4 separate regions of the Mus musculus genome follow, and all the other regions are linked to region 1. The links are chromatin loops, found by intact Hi-C in ENCODE. Cell type or tissue: left cerebral cortex. All regions are shown on one strand.

What was found. A loop is a pair of places that touch in the nucleus more often than their neighbours do. Peaks named below come from ENCODE experiments on the same cell type or tissue, not always from the same donor. Only the 100,000 strongest peaks of a DNase experiment are listed, where the experiment ranks them.
Region 2: a loop joins it to region 1, with 2.6 times the contacts of the local background. A loop is called at or near these places in 2 of 42 quality-filtered maps.
Region 3: it touches region 1 in a loop (2.3-fold over the local background); 2 of 42 quality-filtered maps call a loop at or near these places.
Region 4: it touches region 1 in a loop (2.5-fold over the local background); 2 of 42 quality-filtered maps call a loop at or near these places.

What each region holds. Positions count from the first base shown.
Region 1 is chr16:12,923,572-12,926,071 of GRCm38, forward strand. No RefSeq gene overlaps it. Among named protein-coding and RNA genes, the nearest start is that of 4930414F18Rik, 90 kb to the left of the region's middle. In left cerebral cortex, no CTCF peak of the experiment used is centred here; DNase peaks (open chromatin) are centred at 942, 1,326 and 1,844; H3K27ac peaks cover 862 bases.
Region 2 is chr16:12,811,341-12,813,840 of GRCm38, forward strand. All of the region lies in intron 1 of 4930414F18Rik (a long non-coding RNA gene), which reads right to left. 1700003L19Rik (RIKEN cDNA 1700003L19 gene) reads left to right here and starts at 50. Exons shown (of 5, transcript NR_040507.1): 1 at 50-182. In left cerebral cortex, no CTCF peak of the experiment used is centred here; a DNase peak (open chromatin) is centred at 1,284.
Region 3 is chr16:12,799,062-12,801,561 of GRCm38, forward strand. All of the region lies in intron 1 of 4930414F18Rik (a long non-coding RNA gene), which reads right to left. Among named protein-coding and RNA genes, the nearest start is that of 1700003L19Rik, 11 kb to the right of the region's middle. In left cerebral cortex, no CTCF peak of the experiment used is centred here; a DNase peak (open chromatin) is centred at 1,431; H3K27ac peaks cover 1,905 bases.
Region 4 is chr16:12,858,673-12,861,172 of GRCm38, forward strand. No RefSeq gene overlaps it. Among named protein-coding and RNA genes, the nearest start is that of 4930414F18Rik, 25 kb to the left of the region's middle. In left cerebral cortex, a CTCF peak has its summit at 1,545; DNase peaks (open chromatin) are centred at 88, 1,439 and 1,894; H3K27ac peaks cover 909 bases.

The DNA.
Region 1 (2,500 bases):
CAAAGGTCACCACTCTTGATTATTCTCAAGTTGAATTTATTTCCAAATTCTGATAAAAGTTCAGGGGCCCTTTTGGCTAACAACTGTTCAGCACCTCTAAATTAATAGGCAGCATGCTATTTCATAGAGAGAAAAGGAGTCTGAAGTTAATGGGACATTACCTTTAATGTCATCTCACATTTGCACCGTATGTTGTCTGTTCTCAGCCAAGCCTTCCCTTTGGAGATCTCTCATCGTTCTTCAGCTCCAGTGTCACCTTTCCCTGGGGTCTTTCCTGGTCACGCTGTTATTATGTCCTCATGCAAGAAGTCCCCGAATCTTACCTATGCACATGTACATGCATGTGTATGCATGGTGCATGTAACTGTGCATGCATGTGGAAGATAGAGGATAAGGTTAGGTGCCCTGCCCTATCACTGTCTATTCTCTCACTAAACCTGGAGCTGAGGAGGGAATCGAGAGCTCCAGAACTCTTCCTAACTACATCACTCTCCCGTACAGTCCTGGGGGTTATCTGTGGCCACAGCCAGCTTTTTACATGGGCACTGAGAATTCAAACTCGAATCTTCATGCTTACACAATATGTGCTCCTACCTGCCAAGCATCTCCCAGCCCCATGTTTTAGTTTCCTGGCAATGTTCACCTGTGCCTGAAGTTGTGTGTTCAATTGATCACTTGTTTGTACTTTGCTCCTGCCCTCCTAACTGTTGAAATTCTCAAATGCTTCCTCCATGCTCAGACCTCCAGCAGGCACACTGTTGAAGCTATATAAATATTCATGGGAAGAATGAATGACCAGATGTCTTCCACAGTAGGCAGAGCTAGCTGACAAACACCTTCAGTGGTAAACAGTCTATTTCAACCCAGGGTTCTGTAATGGGAACTTCCAAGAGATCTCTCCTTCCTCGGTGGTAAGCACATACCACGCAACTCTGATCAATGATCATCAAAACTGGCATACGGAGGAGAGTTCAGCAGGGCTTACAGTTATGCTACACAGTATGTTGCGATCACTTTAAGGGGAACAGATACAAGGAAAGGAAGTGTTCATTGCCAGCAAAAAGGGGATATCCCAGTTTAGGGAAATGCTCTACCTTACAGTGTTTCTGGACAAAATGAAGCAAAGAACAAACGGGCGACAACAGGTATATGATGGAGATTCAGGCTCACATTCCTCCGTACTCTTTCTCTTCCTACTTTGAAAGACAGGCTTCTAGACTGAACCTTCAGCAGCTCAAAGGGTATACAGCACTGTGTATCTGATAAATCTCCACCCTCGGCCTTTGGGGAGAACAGAGGAGGTGTTTGGGGTAGATGGTGAAATGCCACATAGTCATCTTCGAAAATAGCAAGAACACAGATGGGTGCATATCAAATGTGCCTCAAGCACATGACTGGGCCACCTCCCTTCTCACCCAGCCAAACATCCATCTTTTAAAAGCTGCCAAATATAATTGTCCCCTGACAGCTTTCCACCTCCCGGCTGGGGAGAGAGGGTCTTGAAGGCCATCTGAATGTTGAGATACTTCTAGAAGGACCTTGGAATATCATGAGTTGTCTGCCTTTAAAAACAAACTGCTGTATAGAAGACCTCTATTTATCTGGGGAGGCCGTTAGAGATGGGTGATGAAATGGGGGTACACAAGAGAAGCATAAGGGAGCAGAGGCTGTTGGTCACAATGTCAGGTTAGAATAGATAAGGATGCTGCATGGAGAGCCTGGCACGAGGAAGAGAATGAGGAGGATGAAGTGTCGTCTCAGTCAGGGTTTCTATTCCTGCACAAACATCATGACCAAGAAGCAAGTCGGGGAGGAAAGGGTTTATTCAGCTTACATTTTTCCACATTGCTGCTGATCACCAAAGAAAGTCAAGACTGGAACTCAAACAAGTCAGAAAGCAGGAGCTGATGCAGAGGCCATGGAGGGATGTTCTTTACTGGCTTGCTTCCCCTGGCTTGCTCAGCCTGCTCTCTTATAGAACCCAAGACTACCAGCCCAGAGATGGTCCCACCCACAATGGGATCTTCCCCCTTGATCACTAACTGAGAAAATGCCTTACAGTTGGATCTCATGGAGGCATTTTCCCAACTGAAGCTCCTTTCTCTGTGATAACTCCAGCTTGTGTCAAGTTGACACACAAAACAAGCCAGTACAAGGGCAAAAGGAAGAAGAGGAAAAAGTGAAGAGGAGGGGGATTGAGGGGAGAAGGAAGGGTGTGTTGGTGGGTGCATATTGGGAGAGTGGAGCTAGAATACCATCTCCCCACTCCTTACCATAGAACTGAGAAGATATAAACTTTCTATTACCAGACCCCCACACTCTGCTCACAGCAAGATATTAATTCTTTCTAGCTCAGGTACTCATCGAAGCCCTTCCTGGATCATTTTCAAGCAGCACATTCTCAAAAGGCCCCGTCCTTTGTGAACAGCCTTCTAGGAACTCCGCCTGCCCCCCAAGCTAGGAGGAAAGAACTCTCCTTTGGGTAAATGCGTTGCCCACA
Region 2 (2,500 bases), 110 kb before region 1:
TAGATGAAAACACACAGTTCCTTCTGTGATGTGGTAATTCAAGGTTCAAAGACTCTCAAGCTGACCTCTTCAAGGCCATGGCACCCTGCACGTTAGTCTGAATCCTCTTCTGATATATTGCAAGTATTTAAGTAACATACATTATGCAGCCATACAAGGAAGACTAAAAGAAGAAAATCCAGGTGAATATACAGAAATTTACAGTGCAATCTAAAAGCACTAAGCCACTAAAAGCATTGATATAAGCCCTGTTGGGGTATAGAGTTACTTTGCCGGGCAAATCAAGAAAGATTTAAAGAGACCAGTGTGCCATGCTGTGATTTAGTTAACACCAAGAGAAAGATTTGAAAAAAGAAAATACCAACAGTTGTTGTCTCTGTGGACTAAAACTGCAGTCCACCTGCACAGCCTTCTAGGCTTTGTTTCAGTCACATGACTTATTACTACTGAAATAAATAGATGCTCAAAATGTGAACATCTCCTAGCTTCAGGGAAAATGAGTAAAACCTGACAAAATGAGTGCCCAGCTCTGATCTCAAACAAGTCTGTGTGGGTGCAGCTGCAATGAATGTTGGCTGTGGAGAACTGACAATGGCGGCCATGGCTCCCTTGCCTCATGGTATCGTTAGTTCATGCAGTGTCCCCTACCCCCACCCCCAGCTCCTTGGAGATCAAAGTGGAAGCTCCAGCTGGAGCTCTTTTCCTCTGCCTCTCCCGCCTCCTCAGAGCACTCTTTTGGTCAATCACTTGCATAACAGGATTGCAGGGGTTAAAGACAAGGCCCATAAAATATAGTGATTAAAGCCAGTACATAGTCTTTCTACATGATGTTCAGCGGTAACTATTTTCACACACGTGCATATGGAAACTAGAATCAGTCTCAGGTACTGTGCCTCAGGTGTTCTCCCCTCCTTAATTTGTTCTTTTTAAAACGGTCTCTAAGTGGTCTGGAACTCACTAAGTGGACTAACCTGCATGGTGAATGAGCCCCAGACGCCCCTGTCACTCCATCCCCAGCACTGGGATGTAAGAGCACACCACCACACCAGTGTTTTTATAAAGATCCTGGGAATAAACCCTGAAACTCTGTGCTTATAAGACAACTTATCTCCCCAGATCTCCTTCATTCTTTTGAAAGTTTAAAGATGACTCATTTCTCCAAATCTTGCATGAATTTACATTTTTCTTAAGAACAAGTCAGTTTTCTTATCAAACTGCAGTATATGCTACACAGAAGCCCCTACTGACCCCACAAGTACCTCCTCCATGCCACCTTCACCCTCACCATGACACCTACACAGAGCTGATCTCAGTCTCTTCTACTCACCACACCCCTTTCCACTGGGGAAAAGACTGTGTGCTTTCCTCTGCAATGCCCTAAACCCACCCCCACTATCTCCCTTCCAACTCCTCTCACATCTCCACCTTCTCCCTCCTATTTTCATATTCTTTCTTAAACCTACTGAGTCTGTTTTGTGCATCCAGTATCTATAAGGGAATAGGGCCATTCACAGGAACATGGCCAGGCTATCAGAGGCCGCATCTGAGTAAAGTAACTCTCCCTCAACAGTCATCAATTGTCAATAGCTCTTCAACGAAGGGTAGGACTTCATGAGCCCTGCCCACATCCACGCTGTAAGTTAGGCTGATATGACCTTGTGCAGGTCTTGTACATGCAGCCACAGACACCATGAGTTCATGCATATAAAGTCCCCGCTATGGCTGGAAAATGTTTCTTCGTAGCAGTCCTCCACTGTCTTGGCTCAGTCCTCCACTGTCCCTGGCTCTTGCAATCTCTTCACCCTCGGATAGTGTTTTCTATACCAAAAATGATCATTGAATATTTGTTGAATAAATAGATTTTTTGTTAATGACTATAACTAGCTAGAATTCAATACTAAATTTCACCCTAGTCTGCTTAACAACTAAATAAAGAATATAAATGATTCATTATTAAATCTTAGTGTCTTTAGGCAAAATAATTATTCATGAGACATAAAATGTCTGCTGCTGAAACAAAGGAAAATGTCCTATACCATGTGCCCATACAAAGTGATTTTTTTTTAAAATGAAGCAATCTGAAAACCATTCACATAAGTGAAACAATAAATTTAGTTTTCATAATTCATTGTGAAAAGGTTTATTATGCATCTATTATGTTCCAGGAGCCATGTGGTCCTTAGGCCAGCTAAACAATGATGAATAAGAATATATAAAATTTCTGTTCTCCCAGATTTTATCTTACAAATAAGCAGATAGAGGTCAATAAAGCAGTGGGGTGTGCAGAAGCACAACAAAGCAGAGAGACATACAGAGAAGAACGACACAGTGAGTAAACCTGGACCCAGGGGAAGAGAAAGTTGGTTTGACTTGAGAACTGAAGGCTTGGATTTTTCTAGGCGAAAAGAAGAGGGAAGGATGCTTCAAGAAGAAAATGTGGCATGTGACTCTGTTCCACGACAGGCTGCAGTAGCTCATTCAAATTGGCTAAAATCAAAAG
Region 3 (2,500 bases), 120 kb before region 1:
GTCTGGAGCCACACTTTAAAACACTGGTGGAGCTCACCACAATGTACCTTCATTCAGTCTATCTTTTTAGGGTGGACGTGGGTTTGACTCTTTTTCCTTCCATGTGTAGGCATGTTTATGAGTGCGTATGTTTTTTACTATGTGGCCCAGACTGTCCCAAACTTAAGATGCTGTCCAGGCTTGATTCAAACTCTGGATCCTCTGCCTCAACTTCCTATGCTGGGATGATTTCAAGCATGTATCAATATACCCAAGTGACTGCCTACTGTGTCCCATTTGTTATTATGAATTGCTTACTAGACAATTAAGGCAGTGAAATAGCACTTTTTATTAAGATGTTATTGCAGCAAACAGTTGTGTATGTCTACCTTTGTGTGTAATGTTACTGGATTTTAGAAGACAAAAATGCTGAAAAGTCACTTAGCAGTATGACAATTCAAAGAGTACCTTGCGGTCCTGCAACAACACTTAAAATAGGGTACTCCTCTGTGTGTCCTCCCTTCAACCCTACCTTTCTTCTTTTACAATAGATTTTAGGACAAAGCTTTGGGAAGAAAAAAAATCAACAAAGTTTTTGTAATGCCCAAAGGGCACAGGGATTTGTTTCTGCCAATGACTGTGGAGGGTGAGCTGTCACAGTACCTCTACCAAAGATGCCTAGTATAAGCCTGGAGACTGTGTGCTTTGGCCCAATTTCCTTTGGCTTTTTTGAGGATTCTGATCTGAGGAAGCTCTTAATGATGTGAAATATTTGCAACCTGATTCCCTCAGCTAAGCATCTAAAGTGAGGCACCCTCATTGGCCAGCCCTGCTCTTCATCCCTTTGTCTCAGACACAGCCAGTAGTACTTTGGGATCTGTTCTTTGGTGTTGCCTTAGTCTTCTGCATTACATTCCCTCTGAAGTGCCCAGTGTACAGTAAACATGAAGGAAAAGGGTAGACGAGACTTTGATCTCTGTCCAGTAAGCTGGGCAGAAGATTCAAAAGTCTTTCCTAGTGCTTCCATCCCTGTTGCTGGCACAGACAGGAAACTTAGCATATCACAACAGACAGATCTGTGGGATAGCTCTGTGGGAGAGGGTATTTGCCAATAGACTTAATGATCTGAGTTCCTGAACTTGATCCCCAGGCTCCACATGGTAGAAAAAGAGGACTAACTTCCCACAACTTGTCATCTGAAATCACCTTTCATATGCTGCTATAGCTAAGGGGGGATATGTAATAATGTTACACAGGAAGTGACACAGTAGGGGATCCTTTTCAGGATGGATATGTTAAAATTTTCCTTTCCTGTCTGCAAGGGATAGAAATAAAATCCCTCATCTTTTCACCGAAGCTCAAACAGAATGCAGAAGCAGCAGTAGGTGAAACAGAATACTCCATAGAAATAGAGAAGTTATTTCTGGATAATTGGCAGCAGACATGTTGCTGAGCACATGGGAGGAAGGGTCTCCATGGCAACACAGTTGATGATGGCTTCATATTTAAATAAAATGTTGAGCTTTTCTACTTCCAGAGACAGACTTCTCAGTAATTTGGTATTAAGTTCTCTAGCTCAGGAAAAGCATTCTAGCTGAGGATACAAAAGGCAAGAGGAAGATAAGGAAAGAGAGAAAATTTCAAGCCAAGATCCCACTGTCCATGCAGCGTCTTGTACATAACTATGCTCATATTGAGAGTAAGACATTATACAACATGTATTCATTCTCGGTAAGTACCTTTTATTCTTCACAGAGAGTTTTAAGATCCAGCTACAGATGAGCAGAGGCCCAGCTCATAAAAAGATCTCACGTCTGTGGTAGTTTCAGGTTGACAAGCAGCCTTGTAGAATTCTCTTTTCTTTGAATCATCAGAGTAGACAACATACTCCTCTCATAGCAAAATACATCAGTTTATAGTGTACATTTTGATGTGTTACTACTGCTTGGAAATATAATGAGCTATGGCATAATAATGATTTTGCTGCTCCATGGAGTTTGCTCCCCTACTCGTTCCTCCTTAAAATTGGCCAAAGGTAGATCTGTAAACTCATATCACCACTACATACCGCACGCTGGTAGCCTTGACCAGCTCCTGACAACCCACTGGCCATTACACTTCCACCAACTGAGTCTTTTTTAAAGATCCAGTAAAAATAAAATTGTTTTCTCAGTGTATAGCCTTTAACTGCTACTTTTCAAACTGCTAAGAGTCTTTTAGTCTATAACATATAGATCTTATAAACAGTCATATTATGATATTTATAAGAATCTAGCCTGGGGAGCTCATTCAATAGGTAATGTTCTTGCTGTATAAGCATGAAGACTTGAATTTCGATCCCCAGCACCCAAGTCAAGAGCCTAATGTGACCATCTACTTCTGTAGCCAACGGGGGAGGTAGACACAGACAGATTCCAGGGGCTACCCAGCCAAGGAGTCCAGCCTAAATGGCAAGGTCTAGGTTGAGTGAGAGATGCAATCTCAAAAACTAAGATGGTGAGCAATAAAAGAAAACAATGAG
Region 4 (2,500 bases), 65 kb before region 1:
CCTCACCTAGAGATCCATCCCATATACAGTCACCAAACCCAGACACTATTGTGGATGCCAAGAAATGCTTGCAGGCAGGAGCCTGATATAGCTCTCTCCTGAGACGCTCTGCCAGAGCCTTACAAATACAGAGGCAGATGCTTGCAGTAAACCTTTGGACTGAGCATGGGGTCCTCAATGGGAGAGAAAGGACTGAATGAGTTGAATGGGGTTTGCAACCCTATAGGAAGAACAGCAATATCAACTAATCAGACCCCCAGAGCTCCCAGGGACTAAACCACCAACCAAAGAGTAAACATGGAGTGACCCATAGCTCCAGCCGCATATGTAGCAGAGGATGGCCTTGTCAGGCATCAATGGGAGGAGAGGTCCTTGGTCCTGTGAAGGCTCAATGCCCCAGTGTAGGGGATGTCAGACCAGGGAGGCAGGAGTGGGTGGGTGGGTGTGGGGATTCCCTCATAGAAGCAGGGAGAGGGGAAATGGGATAGGGGGTTTCTGCTGGGGGTAGGGGGACCAGGAAAGGTGATAACATTTGAAATGTAAATAAAGAAAATATCCAATAAAACACACACACTCACACACACACACACACACACACACACACAAACAAATGCCAAGTCTGCCCTGAATTCATACTAGAGACTAAAATCATTATGGCATTTATTTTCACGTGCCAACAAACCATTTTTAAATTACAAGTAAAGAAAAATACCATTTATTTCCAAGAGAATAAAAACAAATGCCAGCTTTGAGAGCAAGAGAGGAAAACAGCTTTGAGGGTCCTGAATAATAGAATGTGGATGCCACATTGATGCTTTTGTCTTTGTAAGTCTCTCCTAAGACAAAGGTGTGAGCTGGCACTCTCCATTCCTCCTCCTTCCTCTCTCCCCCCCTCCCTCTCTCCCTCCCCCTTCCTCTGTCTCTGTCTCATGTGTGTGTGTGTGTGTGTGTGTGTGTGTGTGTGTGTGTGTGTGTGTGTCTGGACTGTGTGACTGAGCTATAGAAATTACTCTATGGGCTGCCTCTCAGATGACTATGTATGAAACATCAGTCAAGGGAATCAGTTCAATCAACTTCCCTGTCTGGGTATAGAGGCTTCTAGAAAACCCTCAGGAAGGAACAATGAAGTCTTGATGAGTGACTTAGCACTGCACCCCTATATCAAGTTTTCTTATCCTCAATGGTGTTGACATTTGAAGCAGGATATTGTCTGTCCTGGAGGCCTGTCTTGTGCATGGTGGGATGTTCAGCCTCAGCAGTGTTCCTAGCTTCTACCCACTAGACACCAGTAGCACCCCCACCCACCTCTTGTCATTCAGTTGTGATAACTGAGAATGTTTCCAGACATTGCCAAATATCCCCCCCGCACCCCCCACCACCACCACCACAGATAAATTTGCCCCAGTGAGAACCACTGGCCTACAAGAGGCAGACTTAAGCCTGGACAGATTTCACTTCAGAGTTAAATCAGAGTGTTCAGTCCCACACATTCCTGAATCATATCTTGCTAACACCCACCCCTGCTCATAGGGACAACTGGTCGCCTTGTGGAGAGAAATCTGCTCAACCCTCGCCAAGCATAGAAAGATGATCTAGATGCAACGTTATCACTAGAGACAGTGATACACACGCATAGTTTATGGTTCTGATTAAAACTTGGTCCTTAGGGCATAAGCCACCCAGGCTCCTAGCACAGGGCAACCCCTCCGTCCTCCTCTTAATCACCTCTGCTCTTCTTATGGCTACCCACCCTCTCTTTCCACAGAAGCCACAAACTCAGCCCTTCATTGTGCCATCTTTAGCTCAATGATCCCAAGTTTCCTTCTGACCTAAGTGCCCACACTGAATGCTATCGTTTGATCCCTGCCAGCTGCTTGGCCTCTTCCCATAGATGATGCCTTGCTGCTAACACTTAGTAAGCCAAGAAAGAGCTCTCTCTTTCTACCCCCAGGGTTCCACAGTCAGTCTCTCTTCATTTATAAAAATGCCACCGACATGCCTAGTGTCACATGAGGTAGTAGCTCAGGAGTCATTCTTGAAAGGTCCTCCCTCAGTGTCATTCTCTGTTGTAGTGAAGCCCACCACTCATGCTTCTGCAAGGATTCTCATTAACCACATAGGGTCTCACAAAAACAAAAAGACATCAGAATAGAAAGAAGCCTTTGGAGAAGAAAAGGCAGTAATGGGGTGAGAAAAATAATTGTGAACATAACTAAAATCAATTGTACATATAAGTGAAATTACCAATGAAATTTTTAAATCTATAAAAAATAATTAAAGAGACTCTTTCCTCTTTTCTCTCTTTGCAATATGCAATATAATCCAGGCATGGATCCTCCACCCACTGCAGCTCTGAGACCCGGTGTGAGCCTATGATTAGGAGCCAGAAATGTCATTGGCCTGTCATGCAGATCAATGATGCCCCTGGAGCAGTACAGAAAGCAAGTGCAGGACCATACCCAGGAGTTCTCCTTCTGTGTTCCAACCTGCATCACCTCTC